Regions from separate parts of the Homo sapiens genome. Here regions 2 and 3 are each linked to region 1. A link is a contact called in ENCODE Hi-C or POLR2A ChIA-PET data. All regions are on one chromosome and are shown on one strand. The core of a region is the stretch at or near the end of the contact, and the rest is flanking DNA. Distances in the headings are between cores, read along the strand shown.

Region 1 (4,875 bases), core at 1,219-3,718:
TAAATAAATAAATGGTAACTGGCACATGACCTGCATCATCAAAGGGCACCTACCACCCGCCTGTGCCCATTAAGTTAATTGGCCAGTAATATCTCTCAAGTGCGGGTTCACCAAGGGTGGCAAATCCCACTGAAGACATACCTTTCTGTTATCTACGAAATTCTGCTCTGCAACTCCCTCGCCTCCAGCTGCCCTTACCTACCCAATGCTAGAACGTTCTTCTTGTAACTTCCGACTGTGTGCCAGCTTTTCTCAGGTGTGCTCTGATGCACCTAAGAGATGACCCTTGTCATCCCATTTCACAAATAAAAACACAGAGGTCCAGGAGCCTAAGTCATTCATTCCTATTTATCCCAAAGGTGCAGAGCTAAGATCCCCATCTGCAGTTTTAAGCCCTCCAATACTCAATACTGGGTGCTAAGCCTTTATGAACATCATCTTATTAACAATAAAAGTAGTAAACAGAGTAACAAAGGCTGACATGTGCTGACTGCTTGGTGCCAAGCCCCCTGACATACAGTTTGCCATTTAATTCTCCACCAACATTATAAGGGTGCTACCACTATCCCCTTGCTAAAGATAAAGAAACCAATGCATTAAGAGGATACAACATTTGCCCAAAGTCAGAGCTGATAAATGGTGTGGGTTAGGCATGAATCCTCAACCACTACTCACTGAATTTTCACAAAAATTCTACAAAAGGTGTACTATCAACCCCACTTTTTTTTTTTTTTTTTTTTTGAGACAGTCTTGTTCTGTTGCTCAGGATGGAGTGCAGTGGCGCGATCTCGGCTCATTGCAACCTCCGCCTCCTGGGTTCAAGTGATTCCCGTGCCTCAGCCTCCCAAGTAGCTGGAATTACAGGCACCATGTCCGGCTAATTTTTGTTATTTTTAGCAGAGACGTGGTTTCACCATGTTGGCCAGGCTGGTCTTCAACTCCTCACCTCAAGTGATCCGCCTGCCTCGGTCTCCCAAAGTACTGGGATTACAGGCGTGAGCCACCGTACCGGGCCACAACCCCACTTAAAAAAAAAATTTTTTTTTTGAGAGACGAAGTCCTGCTCTGTCACCCAGGCCGGAGTATAGTGGCACAATCACAAAGCACTCCAGCCTCCGACTCCTGGGCTCAAGCAATCCTCCCACCTCAGCCTCCTGAGTAGCTGAGACTACAGACGCACTCGACCACACCCGACACCCGGCTCCAACCCCATTTAAAACAGAGAAACTGAGGATCACAAAGGTTAAGCCCCTCGCTTAAATCACGCAGCTGGCAAAATGGCCAGAAGCTGGACTCGCAAATCCAACCCGTTGCTCCCCAGAACCCAAACCATTCCTGGCCTGCTCAGTGAACTCACCTCAAACTCTCGAATGTACGGCGCAATGCCACAATAAGGTTGATTGTGGTGTTTTTCATGTGGCAGTTTCTCCAGGGGTGGCAGGTATGGAATAGGGTCACGGGGGGCAAAGAGGGCCAGAAGGTTGGGCGGCAGGAACTGGGTCATCTTGCCAAGTCTGAGAGCAGAAGCAGGACAGCCTTAGGTTAGATCGGGTCTGCACAGAGAAAGCCCCTGTTACTCCTTGACTCTCAAAATAAGAAAGACAGGAGAAAAGTCTCGGAATTAAAACAGGCTCTGTAAGGGCAGAGAACAGTCCTGTGTTGCGGAGAAAAGGGTACGTCTTGGTGGGGGTGGAGGTGAAAGGCCGGTAAAGAAAACAAAAATAACGGCTGGAAAAGGGTTCCTGAAGAGTGAAGTCTCAGAGTCCTCTGACACGAGCTGTGGGGCGGAGAGGTTCCCTGGGAATTTCTGGGGAAATCAAGGACCCGAGGAGGGAGGCCCAGAGCAGCTGTGGCTGCTCGTCCCGTGCCGTGGAGGGCAAATTACGAGATGCAGTTTGCAGGGTCCTGGGGATCGGAAGTTTCCAAGCAAAGAAAGAGAAACATAAGGAGCGAAGCCCCAAAACCAAGTGCTTGTGGGTAACAGACCTGGACCCCGCAAAAAGCGAAAGGAATTATGGGTAAGGGTCCAGGACAACATAGACAAACGAAAAAGAAAAAAGGCCACACACCGCAAGGGCCTGTGGGTAGGGAACCACGAGGGCGCTGTGGGAAGCGGGCGTGGGTGCCCAGAGATTTCGGGGTCCGGGAAAGGGATGCAGAAGGGACCTGTGGCGGGGACGCGGGAAAGGGGCCTGGCCGCGGGGAAGAGGACCGGGCCCACCGCTGGGGCTTCTGGGTAGCGGCCCCGCACCCCGTCGGGCCACTCAGTCACACTCACTCACCGCGTAGCGCCCTCCTCGCTCTGGCGTCTGTCCGGAGGCTCGCGGCGGCTGCGGCAGCCCCTCAGCAACAACAACTCCTGCTTCGGCTTCCACTCCGGGGGCGTCCACGTCCGTCTGATTCCGTCGCCCGCTAAGCGAGCGCACCAGGCCGCTGCTCAGCCACCCGCGCGGCCTCCGATAGCGACTGGAGCAGGGGGTGGGTCCCGGCCGCAAATCCCTCCGCCGTCCTCACTGCGCACGCGCCGTGCGGTGCCAACAACAACCCACACACTAGGACCCGGCGCTGCCGCGGGCACAGCGCACGCGCGAGGTCACTACCCCGCCTTTGGGCACCTTGAGTACCTCAGCCGCGGGGGGCTGGCTTCTGCACTGCGCGCGCGCGCTTGCCCCAAGCCGCCCCTCCACCTCCCGCTTTCCGCGCCGAACCGCCTATGTCCGCGAGACTCTCCCTGATGCTCCGCCCCTTTCCGATCACACTTCCCGGATCTTTCGCGCATGCGTTTTGCGTAGAGAACTGTAACGTACCTCTCCGCCGCCTAGCAAAGAGTCCCTAGGTGAACAGCCTGATTGCGTTGATGTCTAATCTATTCAATCAATAACTATTCATCGAGCATCTCGTGTGTGCTAGGCACTGTCTGGGCTTTGGGGGTACAGCACGTGATTAAAGCAAAGTCTTCTGCTGCTAGGGCTTACATTGTACTGGGAGAGACAATAAAAGCATTTAACTGAATAAAGATAATTTGAGGCCAGGCGCGGTGGATCACGCCTGTAATCCCAGAACTTTTGGGAGGCTGAGGCGGGCAGATCACCTGAGGTCAGGAGTGTGAGACCAACCTGACCAACATGGTGAAAGCCCGTCTCTACTAAAAATACAAAAATTAGCCGGGCGTGGCCGTGCGCGCCTGTAAGCCCGGTTACTCTGGAGGCTGAGGCGGGAGAATCGCTTGAACTCGGGAGGCGGAGGTTGCAGTGAGCCGAGGTCGTGCCATTGCACTCCAGCCTGGGCGACAGAGCGACTCCGTCTCAAAAGTAAATAAATAAATAAATAATAAAAGATAATTTGAGATAGTGGCCAGCATAATGAAGAACGATGGAGCAGAATAAAGGGATGGGAAGTGAGAGCGAGGCTGTTTTAGAAAGGGTGATAATGGAAGGCCCCTCTGAAGAGGTAACATTTGAATAAAGGACAGATAGAAGCGAGATCTGGGGTGGGGCCGGGGGGGCGGTGTTTAACAGTAAGTGCAAAGGTCCTGAACTGAGACCAGATGGCAGGAATCTCAGGTTGTTGGCCATGAGATCAGAGAGCTGGCACTTGTTATTTAGAGCCCTGTTCTTAAGTATTGTATCTTAAGTTTTGTGGATGGATTCAATAGCCTGTTTAATAACTACAGAAATTATTGCAAATTAAAATGACTAATTTTATGTTTCAAGAAAAAGGCCGAGTGCAGTGCTCACGCCTGTAATCCCAGCACTTTGGGAGGCCAAGGCGGGCAGATCACCTGAGGTCAATAGTTCGAGACCAGACTGATCAACATGGAGAAACCCCGTCTCTACTAAAAATACAAAATTAGCTGGGCATGGTGGCACATGCCTATAATCCCAGCTACTTGAGAGGCTGAGGCAGGAGAATCACTTGAACCTGGGAGGCAGAGGTTGTGGTGAGCCAAGATGGCACCATTGCACTCCAGCCTGGGAGACAAGAGCAAAACTCCGTCTCAAATAAAAAAAAGAAGTGGGAGGATCGTTTGAGCCGAGAAAGTTGAGGCTGCAGTGAGCCAAGATTGTGCCACTAGACTCCAGCCTGGGCGACAGAGCGAGACTCCGTCTCAAAAAAAAAAAAAAAAAAAGAAAGAAAAGGGCTGGGTGTGGTGGCTCACACCTGTAATCCCAGCACTTTGGGAGGCCGAGGTGGGCGGATCACCTGAGGTCAGGAGTTCGAGACCAGCCTGGCCAACATGGTGAAATCCCATCTCTACTAAAAATACAAAAATTAGCTGGGAGTGGTGGCACGCACCTGTAATTCCAGCTACCTGGGAAGCTGAGGCAGGAGAATTGCTTGAACCCGGGAGGCAGAGATTGCACGACTGCACTCCAGCCTGGGCAACAGAGTGAGAATCTGTCTCAAAAAAACAAATAAAATAGGCCGGGTGTGGTGGCTCACACCTGTAATCCCAGCACTTTGGGAGGCCAAGGTAGGAGGATCCCTGAGATCAGGAGTTCAAGACCAGCCTGGGCAACATGGCGAAACCCCTTCTCTACTAAAAATACAAAAATTAGCTGGACATGGTGGCATGCACCTGTAATCCCAGCTACTTTGAAGGCTAAGGCAGGAGAATCGCTTGAATCTGGGAGGTGGAGGTTGCAGTGAGCTGAGACTGTGCAACTGCACTCCAGCCTGGACAGAGCAAGACTCTATCTCAAAAAATAATAATGATGGCTGGGCACGGTGGCTCACACCTGTAATCCTGGCACTTTGGGAGGCTGAGGCAGGCAGATCATGAGGTCAAGAGATCGAGACCATCCTGGCCAACATGGTGAAACCCTGTCTCTACTAAAAATACAAAAATTAGCTGGGTATGGTGGCACGTGCCTG
Region 2 (4,875 bases), core at 2,376-4,875, 790 kb before region 1:
TGCCTATCTTACCTCCAACCTTTCTTCACTCAAAATCCCACACTTGAGCTACAATGAAAGGCCAGCGGCTCCCTAAACACACGGGGGCCGCCTGCCTCTGGCTTGCACGGGCTGCTCTCTCTGCCAGAAGAGAAAACTCCCAAGAGTCCCTCAGTGCCAAGCTCCAGCATCACCTCTTCCTGGAAGGAATCTCCATTCCCCAGAGGGGTCACGTGCCTTCTCTGGATGTCCCCTGCACCCTGTGTGACCCCAGGATGGTGCAAATCACCCTAACTGGCTGCATCTGTCACCCCACCAGCCTCGAACCTCAGGGGCAGGCCTGGTGTGGGAGCACCCACAGCCAATCCGGGAGCCCAGTAGGATGAGCAAGGCTGCAGTCTCAGAGACACTGGCCATGTTGACCTGGGCTGGGACAGTCCTGTCTTCCCATTCACTTCCATGCTCCTGGGACTGGAAGGTGGTGACTGGTGGCCTTCTTGATTGTGGGCAGCAAAGCCCTTGGGACCGTGACCACTGAGGGCAAGATGTGTCCTACCTGGCCCACACGTGCTTCTCAAGGGCCGCCACCTCAGCCTACCTCTCGTGGGCTCTGAGTGGCAGAGCTGTGGCCGCACAGTGCTGATGACAGCCCAGTCAGGTTCATAGCCGGGGTCAAAGGTTGGTTCCTCCTCAGAAGCACATGAGTCACCCCCACTGGAGTCCTTAGGAGAGGAAAGGAGCAGACAGTAAGGGGCCATGGATTCAGATCTTAGCCTCGAGGCTACCCTGGAAGATAGCCCCATTGAATAAAGAGGGAAACTGAGGCACAAAGAAGGTACAGCAGGCCGGGTGCGGTGGCTCACGCCTGTAATCCCAGCACTTTGGGAGGCTGAGGCGGGCGGATCACCTGAGGTCGGGAGTTCGAGACCAGCCTGACCAATATGGAGAAACCTCGTTTCTACTAAAAAAATACAAAAAAATTAGCCAGGCATGGTGGCGCATGCCTGTAATCCCAGCTACTCGGGAGGGTGAGAAAGGAAAATCGCTTGAACCTGGGAGGCGGAGGTTGCAGTGAGCTGAGATGGCGCCATTGCACTCCAGCCTGGGCAACAAGAGCAAATTCTGTCTCATTAAAAAAAAAAAAAAAAAAAGAAAAAAGAAAGTACAGCACTTGCTCAGGGTCACCCAATGCAGCCAGAGAGCGAGCCAGGACTTGACCCCATGTCTCCCACTGCATGGGGAGGTCCATGCTACACAGCAGGTGGCTCTGCAGTCAGGCTGCGGAGTGCTCAATGGACACTGTTGTACTCACCAGGTAAATACAAACCAAAACCACAATAAGATACCACTTTGCACTCTTTTGAGACAGTGAGACTGTCAAAAAAAAAAAAAAAAAACAATAACAACAACAAAAAAAACACACTACATTTCCCAGGTTTCTTTGCAGCTGGAATCCAGGACACAGGACAAATTCTACCAACCAGATGCAGGCCAACCTGGAAAGCGGAAGTGATGTAACGCAACTTCCTGGTGCCTTGGCTGTGTTTGGCTGTGGAGCAAGGTGGAGAGTCATCTTCATCTTCATCTTCATCCTCCTGCCCTGGGGCAGCGCAGGTGGTCAGCTCAGCCTTCCAGTGTCTCGTCACTAGCTCTGTGGGTGCCGACTGACTTCCGGCCCCTGGGTGGAACTCATCAGCTCCAATGGAGGTCTCATTCCCCACTAAAGAACCCCCCTACAGAGGCATCCAACTTCTCCGTGTGCCTTGAAGGTTGTTCTGCTGTCCCTGAAATACCTTCTTGTCCTTTCATATCCTGGGAGTCCCAGCTCAAATGTCTGCTCTCCCAGGAAGCGTTGGGGATCTGGAATCAGACTGTCTGGGTGCAAAAAGTTCCAACACTTCCTAGCGTTTTCGACCTCATCTATCAGTTTCTCAAAAAGTGAGTAAGGGTCAGGGCTTAGGTGGGTCTGGATCTGACTTATCTCTGGGTCTCAGAATTGCCCAGGACGGGGTCCAGCCATGGGAAGTCCCAGGAGACATAACGAAGGGAAAGCCGGGAGCAGTGACGAAGTGGGTGAGTAGGCTGTCAGGCCCTGTCCTCTGGCACCAGAGGAAATGCCATTTCCCTTCAAGCAACTCGAATCCACATCTTGCACCCTGGCAGGGATCTCCCAAGAAGCAAAGGGAGAGAGGGGTCAGCCGTCCCCACGACCGTGCGTCTTATGCTCCCTGCTCTTTTTCCTTGAATGGGCATCCTCTGCCCATTTCACAGAGAGGAGCAAAAGGAGAGGCAGAGTACCCAAGCCTAAACAGGGTCACACATGCCCCACGAGTAGGTCTGGGATTGTACGCAGGTCCCTCAAATGACTTACAACAGCACGGACCTAGAAAAAAAGCGAGTGGAGAAGGGCAAAGCGGGTGGAGCCTACCTTCTTGGAGAAGAGGATTTGGGTGGAATCTCCAGCCTCCTCTACAGGAGCCCAGTGCAGGAGGACGTCATTGTCCTAGGGTAAGGAGGGAGGCGGGGTTAGAGGCGCTCCCCAAACCACATTCCCAAAACTTTCCGTTGCAAATTTCCAAACTTTCCCAGTTTCTACCCTCAGCCTTTCAAAGTCCCGCCCCTCATTCCAGTTCCCACACCCAGCCTTCTTCAGGTCCCACTGCTGACCGCCAGACCAAACTCCTACAGCTGCCGCCTGCATCCCAGACCGCCTGCATCCCGCTCGGAGCGGGTCCGAGCCCTGCTCCCTCCCAGCGCACCTTTTCCACGACACGGATGACACCAGCGATGAGAGAGTCTCGGTCCTGATACTTCTTAGCGCTGGTGTGCAGGTACACTCCGCCCTTCTCAAACACCACCTGAGTTGGGGGGAACCAGCGAGGGCTGGGGCCCAAGCGAGGGGACCAGCCTGGGGAGCCAATAGGGACGGGCCCAGGGAGGAGCCACCCTCAGGGGGCGGGGCCGGGAGGGCCATTGCCCCGGGACCAAGGCGGGGAGAATGGTCCAGCCCGCGTTCGGATGCTGACGTGCGTTCCACAGGGGGCAGGGCTCAAGGAGTCGCCTGAGCCGGGGGGGCGGGGCCATGGGAGGTTCTTCCCTGGGGCGGTGGACGGGAGGGTGACGGCGCGTTTATAAGAGATCGGTGTTTGCCAAGGCCGTGCCGGATTCTCGAGAGCCAAGGCCTGAGAGAAGAGCTGATCACTAGACGGGGCGTTTCGCATACACTGAAGCGAGGGAATGCGTCCTCAGTGCTTACCCTGTAGCCGGCTCCTTCCATAGTCGCCGCCGAAGGCCCCACTGCCCCGCCTCCTCCTTTTCCTAGTCAGCGTGTTGTCACTTCCGGAGAAAACAGTTCCCCTCCGGGCCGGACAGTGGTAGCGGCCCGACCCGTTCTAGAGAAGGAGCGGGTGAAACCATTTTTCAGAAGGGGGTTATTCCACTGGAACCTCGAGGGTGGATCGGAGTCACGTGGCGCAGACGCTGAAGGTGGATCCGGCTACGGAGAGTGCGCAGGCGCAGTGTTCGCCCTCTCGCCACGAAGTAAACAAGTGGGAGGGTCTGAGAGCTGCACCACCTGGGGCAAGCACGCCTTGAAACGCCCACTTCCTTCTCCATATTGTATACTGGAATTGAAGCCAAGGAGGTACCATTTTGCTCGAGGGCATGGCCTAAGCCGGTCAGCTAAGGCCATGTTAATACGGGGCTGTCCCATCTCTCTGCGGGGCGCGACAGCTGGAAGAGCCGAACGGATAAGAGAAGAGGAGGTGAGAGGAGCTGTACACCACAAGAGGCACTGAGGGACTCAGGATAACGGGATGAAGCCGTCAGTGCCCCCAGAAACGAAGCGGCCCCGGACGAATTTCTGAGTCACCGTCGCGAGAAAGCGGGCTGAGCCGCCATTTTGAAGCCTGGCAAACCGAAGCAAGAAATGCTGCCGTGTTGGATCTTTGCCAGCCTTCGTGCCGAATGGGAGCAGGTTGGAGGGAGGGAGAGCCAATATACACTATGGGCTGATTAAGCCCGGTTGGCTGCCATGTTGTTAACGAGCACCGATTTCCTCTACTTTTGTCGAAGAAGTTTATTGTGGGTCAGGGACGTCAGGTCGCTTGCCTTCGTTTACTGTGGTCATGATTGAGCATATGAGGACGGCCATTATTGTTGGGGGCAAATGGAAATGCTCTAGGCGGGGCCATTTTTCTTAGGGGCAAGCTGTCGTCACCCTTGTCAACTGGTTCGGATGAAGCCCCTGTGGCCGCCATCTTGATCTCGGGCGGCCCCGATAAGGGAGGCGGAGTGTGCGGAGAGGAGGCGGGGCAACTGCGCGGACGTGACGCAAGGCGCCGCCATGTCTTTTGAGGGCGGTGACGGCGCCGGGCCGGCCATGCTGGCTACGGGCACGTGAGTGGAGGCGGCGTTGTTAACCGCGGTGTGGGGAGGATTTGGCCGTCCTGAGGCAGCGGGGCGCTGGGAGGGCGAGCGGCTCACGGGAGGGGTATGGCCTGCACAGATCAGAGGGCAGAGGTCTGCCAGCGATCCTTTGCTGAGCGCTGGAAGGGGGTCGCCCGTGGGAATCGTCCTGTCAGACCTGAGGCAAATCGTAGACAGTCTCACCTTGCGGTTCCAGAGCGCCTGGGATCTCTACCTGGGCCGTGGACCACGTCCACGGGGTCGGGGGATGGTTTGGGGGGCCTCGGGGCGCCCCTCACCCGTCCAAAGGCGGGACTTCCGGTCCTGGCCTCCGTCTGGGCGGGATTTCCTGTTTTCTTCCTAGACCAGTGGGTCCTCCCTGGACCCCGGGCGAGGTTGGGAGGTCTCGGGGCAGCTGAGCGTGGCCCCAGGCGCTCACCCCATGGCTACCGCGTTCATGCTCAGGTTCCTCACATCTTGGGGTGTGGG
Region 3 (4,875 bases), core at 1-2,500, 770 kb before region 1:
AACTAGATGCGAATGCTGCAGGAAGGGGCGAAGGCAGTGGAGTGAAGGGGTACGTTTAAGTTGTGGGAGGTGATCTAAGTCTCGGTATCCATGTTTATGACCCCAGGAAGCCTGTTTAAGGTTTCAGTAGGGCTGCCACAGCTCTGTGCCATCCACACCGCTGAGGCAGTGTATTTAAGAAGCGGACCCGAGCGCGAACCCAGGGGAAATCTCACATCGGGGCAAGCGTGTGCACGGTGCAAAGTCGCGATGTGCGGTTTTACAGCCCCAGGTAAACCTTACGGTTTCTGAAAAGCATGTGCATCTTTTGGGTCCGGAGAAGCGTGTGCAGCCCAAAGTACCTGCGAAGCTGAATGTTTACGTTTAAGGTCTGGGCTCACGGCAGTCCATCAAAGCATCCCACATGTGGGCGCGGGCGCGTATTCTAGGTGCGCACTCCACGGGCACGGAGCGGCCGCCAGGGGAGAACGCCCACGGGTGCGACATCTGGGGGCGCTGGTACAAAGCGCGGGCCCCTCCCTCGCCGCTGTCCCCCAAAACCGCCCCCATTTCCAGGTTTCCTGCCCGGAGAGCGAGCAACTCTCCAATAGGAAAAACAAGCGAGCGTGCCGGCTGCCTGTCTGCCGCCCCCAGCCCGCGTTTAAATCGGGCCGCGGAGTCAGCAGTAATATGAGCCCGCCCCGCCCCCGTCCCCCAACCCCCCACCCCGGCCCGAACGCGCAACAAAGGGGAGAGCGCGGCGCGAACCACCGGGTGCTCCACGGGGGAACCCGGCCCCGGGCGGGACCACCCTTCGGGCCACAGGGGACACCCCGGAGCGGCGGGGGCTGCGGACAAAGGCGTGAGCCCGGGATAGGGGCTGGGGGGGCGGGGCCGTGGAAGGCTCTGGAAAAAGGGCGGGGGGCTCACCATGGGAGGGGCCGAGCGGGCCCGGATCCGCGGAGGCTGCGGGCCTCGGGGGCTGGCAGGCCAGGAGCGCGAGCGGACGGCGCGCACCACGAGGGGCCGCGGAGGGCGGCCGCGACCCCCGAGGGGGCCCCCGGCGCCGGAGCGGTACGGGGCACGGCGCGGACGGACCATGGCGGGCGCGGGCCGAGCGGGCGGGGAGCTGCCGCGGGCCACAAGGGGGGCTGCGGGCTCCACCGACTGAGGGGCGCGGGCGCGGGCGCGCGGCTTCGGGGGAGACGGGCTGAGCCGTACCAAGCTCGGGGGACGCGCCGCCGGAGTGGGGTCGCCGCGGCCGAACCACTGAGGCGAGCGGGGGAGCCCGGCGCGTACCAAGCGCGTCCGAGGGGGCGTGGCCGGAGCGTACCAAGGCGGCGCGGGGGAGCGGGGCCCGGGCGGGAGCGGAGTGTGGGCTCGGCGGTCCTGCGGGCCTCTCCGGCGCGGGGGAGTCCTGGGAAGACGCGCGAGCCACAACTTCAGGGGGCGTGGCGGGAACGGGAGCCCCTACCGAATGGGGTGGCAGAAGAACGAAGGCGACACCAAGCTGGCCCCTTGCGGGGGTCGGGACGGCGGGAGACCTCATCCGGAGCCCTGGGCCCGCAGAGCCAGGAGACCGCGCCAAAATACATCAGGGAAGAGGGGAGGACGGAATAATGGGCCTGGGGACAAAGGAACCCACTGAAAGGGAACCCACTGAGGGTACGGATTGCACCCGAGCCTGAGACAGCTGAAGGTTTGCAGTCGGTGACGTGGCGAGGTGGGCAAGGGACTCCAACTCCCAGCGGGCCCCGCGCGGCCTGGGCGGGGCCAGCTGTCCCTGGAGGCTCCGCCCATTAGCCCCGGCGCCCAGGCTCCGCCCGCCGTCCCTGGCGACTCCAAGCTTCTCGCCACTCACGTCGCTCCCCGGCCTTCCGTGGATTCGCTCATTCGCTCTGCTAAAATGGAATGACTACTTACTAGTAGTTGTATAAGATTTTTCCCTCGATTTTTGTTCCTTAAACGTGGGTAATACCTAACCCTAGAGTGGTTATGGGGATCGAGCCCGAGGGGCTGTGCTTGACTGCTTGGCGCAGTCACTACTCAAATGTTAGCTTTTCTTTAAAAACAACAACAAAAATCTGTTATGAGTACCCTGTCCAGTTCTGTGCTCGGCGACGACCGAATCAGACCACGTCCCTCACAGGCCCCACGGTCCACTGGGGAGAGACATAATCACAGGCTGTGCTAAGTGTTAACTAGCGCACATCCACAGGGCGATGGGATATGACCATAGCGAGGTAAAGTTAGCAAGCAAGGGAAGTCAAGAAAACGACCTGTGAGCAACCTGCCATTCCAGATGGCTGGAAAAGTGTGCAAAGAGGACAGAACAGCAAAGACAAATCCTGAAAGTAGAAGGAATAAAAGGGAGCCAGTGTGGGCGGAGTCGAGTGAAGGTAGAGAGGAGAAATAGACACAGCTGTAGGAGGTTAGAGACGGAGTCCCTACTTCTGTTTCGGATGTTGACTAAACAATGTAGATAGATATTGATGTCATAGCCTGGAGAGAGAAATTCGGGAGTCATCAGTGTTTGAATGGAGACTGGATGAGCTCACAAAGAGACTGGGACACTCATCCCTTTAGCAGTCACGACAATGAGAAGCAACCAGCAAAGGACACGGAGGAGTGGCCAGTGAAATGGCAGAAGAACCCGTAGGCCTGTCCATGTTTTCCTGCCCAGGGGCTCCCGAGGGCTGACTGGAGCCCAGCCTTAAACCCCAAATCCAACCTGCATTGTGGCCAAACGGAGTCAGTGCTCCCTGAACACAAACTGCAAGTTAGTTATCAACAGGTACCTCCAATGCCCTGTCAATCACCCATGTGAGGACAACCTGGCAGCAGGAAGGAGAAAAAACAGGAGCTGCTTTAATCTCCCGGAATCCTCACTTCTCCCCATTCTTGTTGGTCCAAACCATCAAGATCTCTTGCCTGGGTGACGTCTCCTAACTCTTGCTGCCTTCTCTGTCACTACAATAATCAAAACCATCCAATGGCTTCCCAGTGCCTTTAGAATTAAATCCAAACTTGGTACTGTGGCCCCTGCTGCCGCCCCCCAAAAAATCTCTCTCCCATCCTTCCTGTTCTCTACCTGTTAATGCCTTCCCATCCCTCAGAACCCATCAGGACACACGTGAGTTTGAATGCCCTGAATTGTATAAGCATGGAGAGCGGTATACCAGGGTGTACTCCAGAGTGAGCAAAATGGGAACTCATGTCAGAAAGTGAAATGAAAATGTAGGCTGAAATTCTATCAGTAATACTGCAACAAAACTCTCTGAAACCATCTCACTTAACTCGGTCCACCAACTTGAAAGACACTTTCCTTTTCATCTGTGAAGCCCACTGCTGGGGCTAGCAGGCTACTATTATGACTAAGCAATTCCACTTCCATCTCTCAAGCTGTTTACTTCCTGAAAGGTAGCTGTTTGATCCAAACCTGTTTATGCCAGAAGTTCTTGTTTAATTTACTATCAAACTAATGAAATTAATGCAAGACAGTTGTTTATACACAAACCAGATTGCTTGCTTTGGAAAGACTAAAAGGGAGTTGTTAAAAGAAAAACATGCCAGGCGTGGTGGCTCACACCTGTAATTCTGCACTTTGGGAAGCCGAGGTGGGCAGATCACTTCAGGTCAGGAGTTCAAGACCAGTCTGGCCAACATGGTGAAACACCGTCTCCACTAAAAATACAAAAGTTAACCGGGCATGGTGGTGTATGCCTGTAGTCCCAGCTACTCTGGAGGCTAAGGCAGGAGAATCGATTGAACCCAGGGGGTGGAGGTTGCAGTGAGCTGAGATCTCACCACTGCAACTCCAGCCTGAGCAACAAAGCAAGACTCCATCTCTTAAAAAAAAAAAAATGCTGCCAAGTTAGGTACAAGTAAAGCAACTGTAAATTATTTAATGAAAAAGCTTATAAAAACCTAGGAAGACTCAGCCCCCAGTTTGTTTCATAAATGTCTTTAGGTTCTCAAGCCACTTAAAAAAATGACTCATTGTGGTTTGTGGGTGGAGCTTATACAAGAATGTGATGTTCTACTGGGCGCAGTGGCTCATGCCCGTAATCCCAACACATTGGGAGGCTGAGGTGGGAAGATTGCTTGAGCCCAGGAGCTCGAGACCAGCCTGGGCAACACAGTGAGACTCCCACCTCTACAAAAACAACAATAATTTTCTAGGCATGGTGGCATGCACCTGTGGTCCCAGCTACTCAGGAGGCTGAGGTGGGAGGATCTCTTGAGTCCAGGAGATTGAGGCTGTAGTGAGCCGTGTTCACACCACTGCACTTCAGTCCAAGTGACAAAGTGAGACCCTGTCTCAAAAACAAGAATGTAATGTCGTGTGCTAACTAGGAGACCAATACTGAAAGAAAGGGTCTTGGTCCTACGTACAAGAGATGTCTGTTTAAATGTTCTTGGTTAAAATAAGATGTTTAAAGTGTTAAGATGGCCGTTAGTGCTATTTGCCATATATTTCTAGCTCCACACTTGGCCAGCATTTGACCCCATTTAGCTTGAGTGCGGCCATGTGATTAATTTTGGCCAGTAAGGTGTGAGGCCATGTGATTACATCTGGCCAATGAGATATGAGCAGAAGTGACACATGTGAATTCAGCAAGAGCACATAATTGCTAATGGAAGACCAGACCCCTCTGCCTTTACTATGTCCATTGGCAACCTTCATGATCTGTCCGCACGGGCTCCAAGCTGACACTCAATACAGCACGAGTGACAAAATCCACCTTGGCTGTTTCAAGCCACTGCAATCTGGGGGTAATCTGGCCTTTCCTGATATACACAATTTTTTTTTCCCAAATAATCCCAGTTTAACCAACATTTGTTAAACCAATCAACTACCAAGTCTGAGTTTCCTAGAAGAACAAACTGGCAGTA

What was found. A loop is a pair of places that touch in the nucleus more often than their neighbours do. ChIA-PET counts read pairs that join two places held with the same protein, here RNA polymerase II (POLR2A). Pooled maps may share reads with other maps.
Region 2: a map of B cell shows a loop between it and region 1 (23-fold over the local background). The contact joins the promoter of AKT1S1 here to the promoter of SNRNP70 in region 1. A Hi-C loop is called at or near these places in 1 of 168 maps with a recorded cell type or tissue (B cell) and 6 of 50 pooled maps. POLR2A ChIA-PET finds 5 or more read pairs at or near these places in 1 of 52 experiments (GM12878).
Region 3: a pooled map shows a loop between it and region 1 (5-fold over the local background). The contact joins the promoter of PTOV1 here to the promoter of SNRNP70 in region 1. A Hi-C loop is called at or near these places in 6 of 50 pooled maps. POLR2A ChIA-PET finds 5 or more read pairs at or near these places in 2 of 52 experiments (GM12878 and activated CD4-positive, alpha-beta T cell).

What each region holds. Positions count from the first base shown.
Region 1 is chr19:49,083,044-49,087,918 of GRCh38, reverse strand. It overlaps SNRNP70 (small nuclear ribonucleoprotein U1 subunit 70), which reads right to left and starts at 2,468. Exons shown (of 10, transcript NM_003089.6): 1 at 2,283-2,468; 2 at 1,358-1,514. The coding sequence starts at 1,504. RefSeq lists enhancers at 2,283-2,372, 2,723-2,792.
Region 2 is chr19:49,876,105-49,880,979 of GRCh38, reverse strand. AKT1S1 (AKT1 substrate 1) reads left to right here and starts at 3,625. Exons shown (of 5, transcript NM_001098633.4): 1 at 3,625-3,743. It overlaps TBC1D17 (TBC1 domain family member 17), which reads right to left and starts at 3,278. Exons shown (of 17, transcript NM_024682.3): 1 at 3,236-3,278; 2 at 2,739-2,837; 3 at 2,408-2,482; 4 at 578-701. The coding sequence starts at 3,256. RefSeq lists a silencer at 2,792-3,081 and enhancers at 2,125-3,084, 3,302-3,641, 3,822-4,461, 4,045-4,875.
Region 3 is chr19:49,847,534-49,852,408 of GRCh38, reverse strand. PTOV1 (PTOV1 extended AT-hook containing adaptor protein) reads right to left here and starts at 1,250. Exons shown (of 12, transcript NM_001394010.1): 1 at 910-1,250. The coding sequence starts at 1,080. PTOV1-AS1 (PTOV1 antisense RNA 1) reads left to right here and starts at 733. Exons shown (of 4, transcript NR_040037.1): 1 at 733-841. RefSeq lists silencers at 1,052-1,341, 1,782-1,861 and enhancers at 1,442-1,551, 3,353-3,432.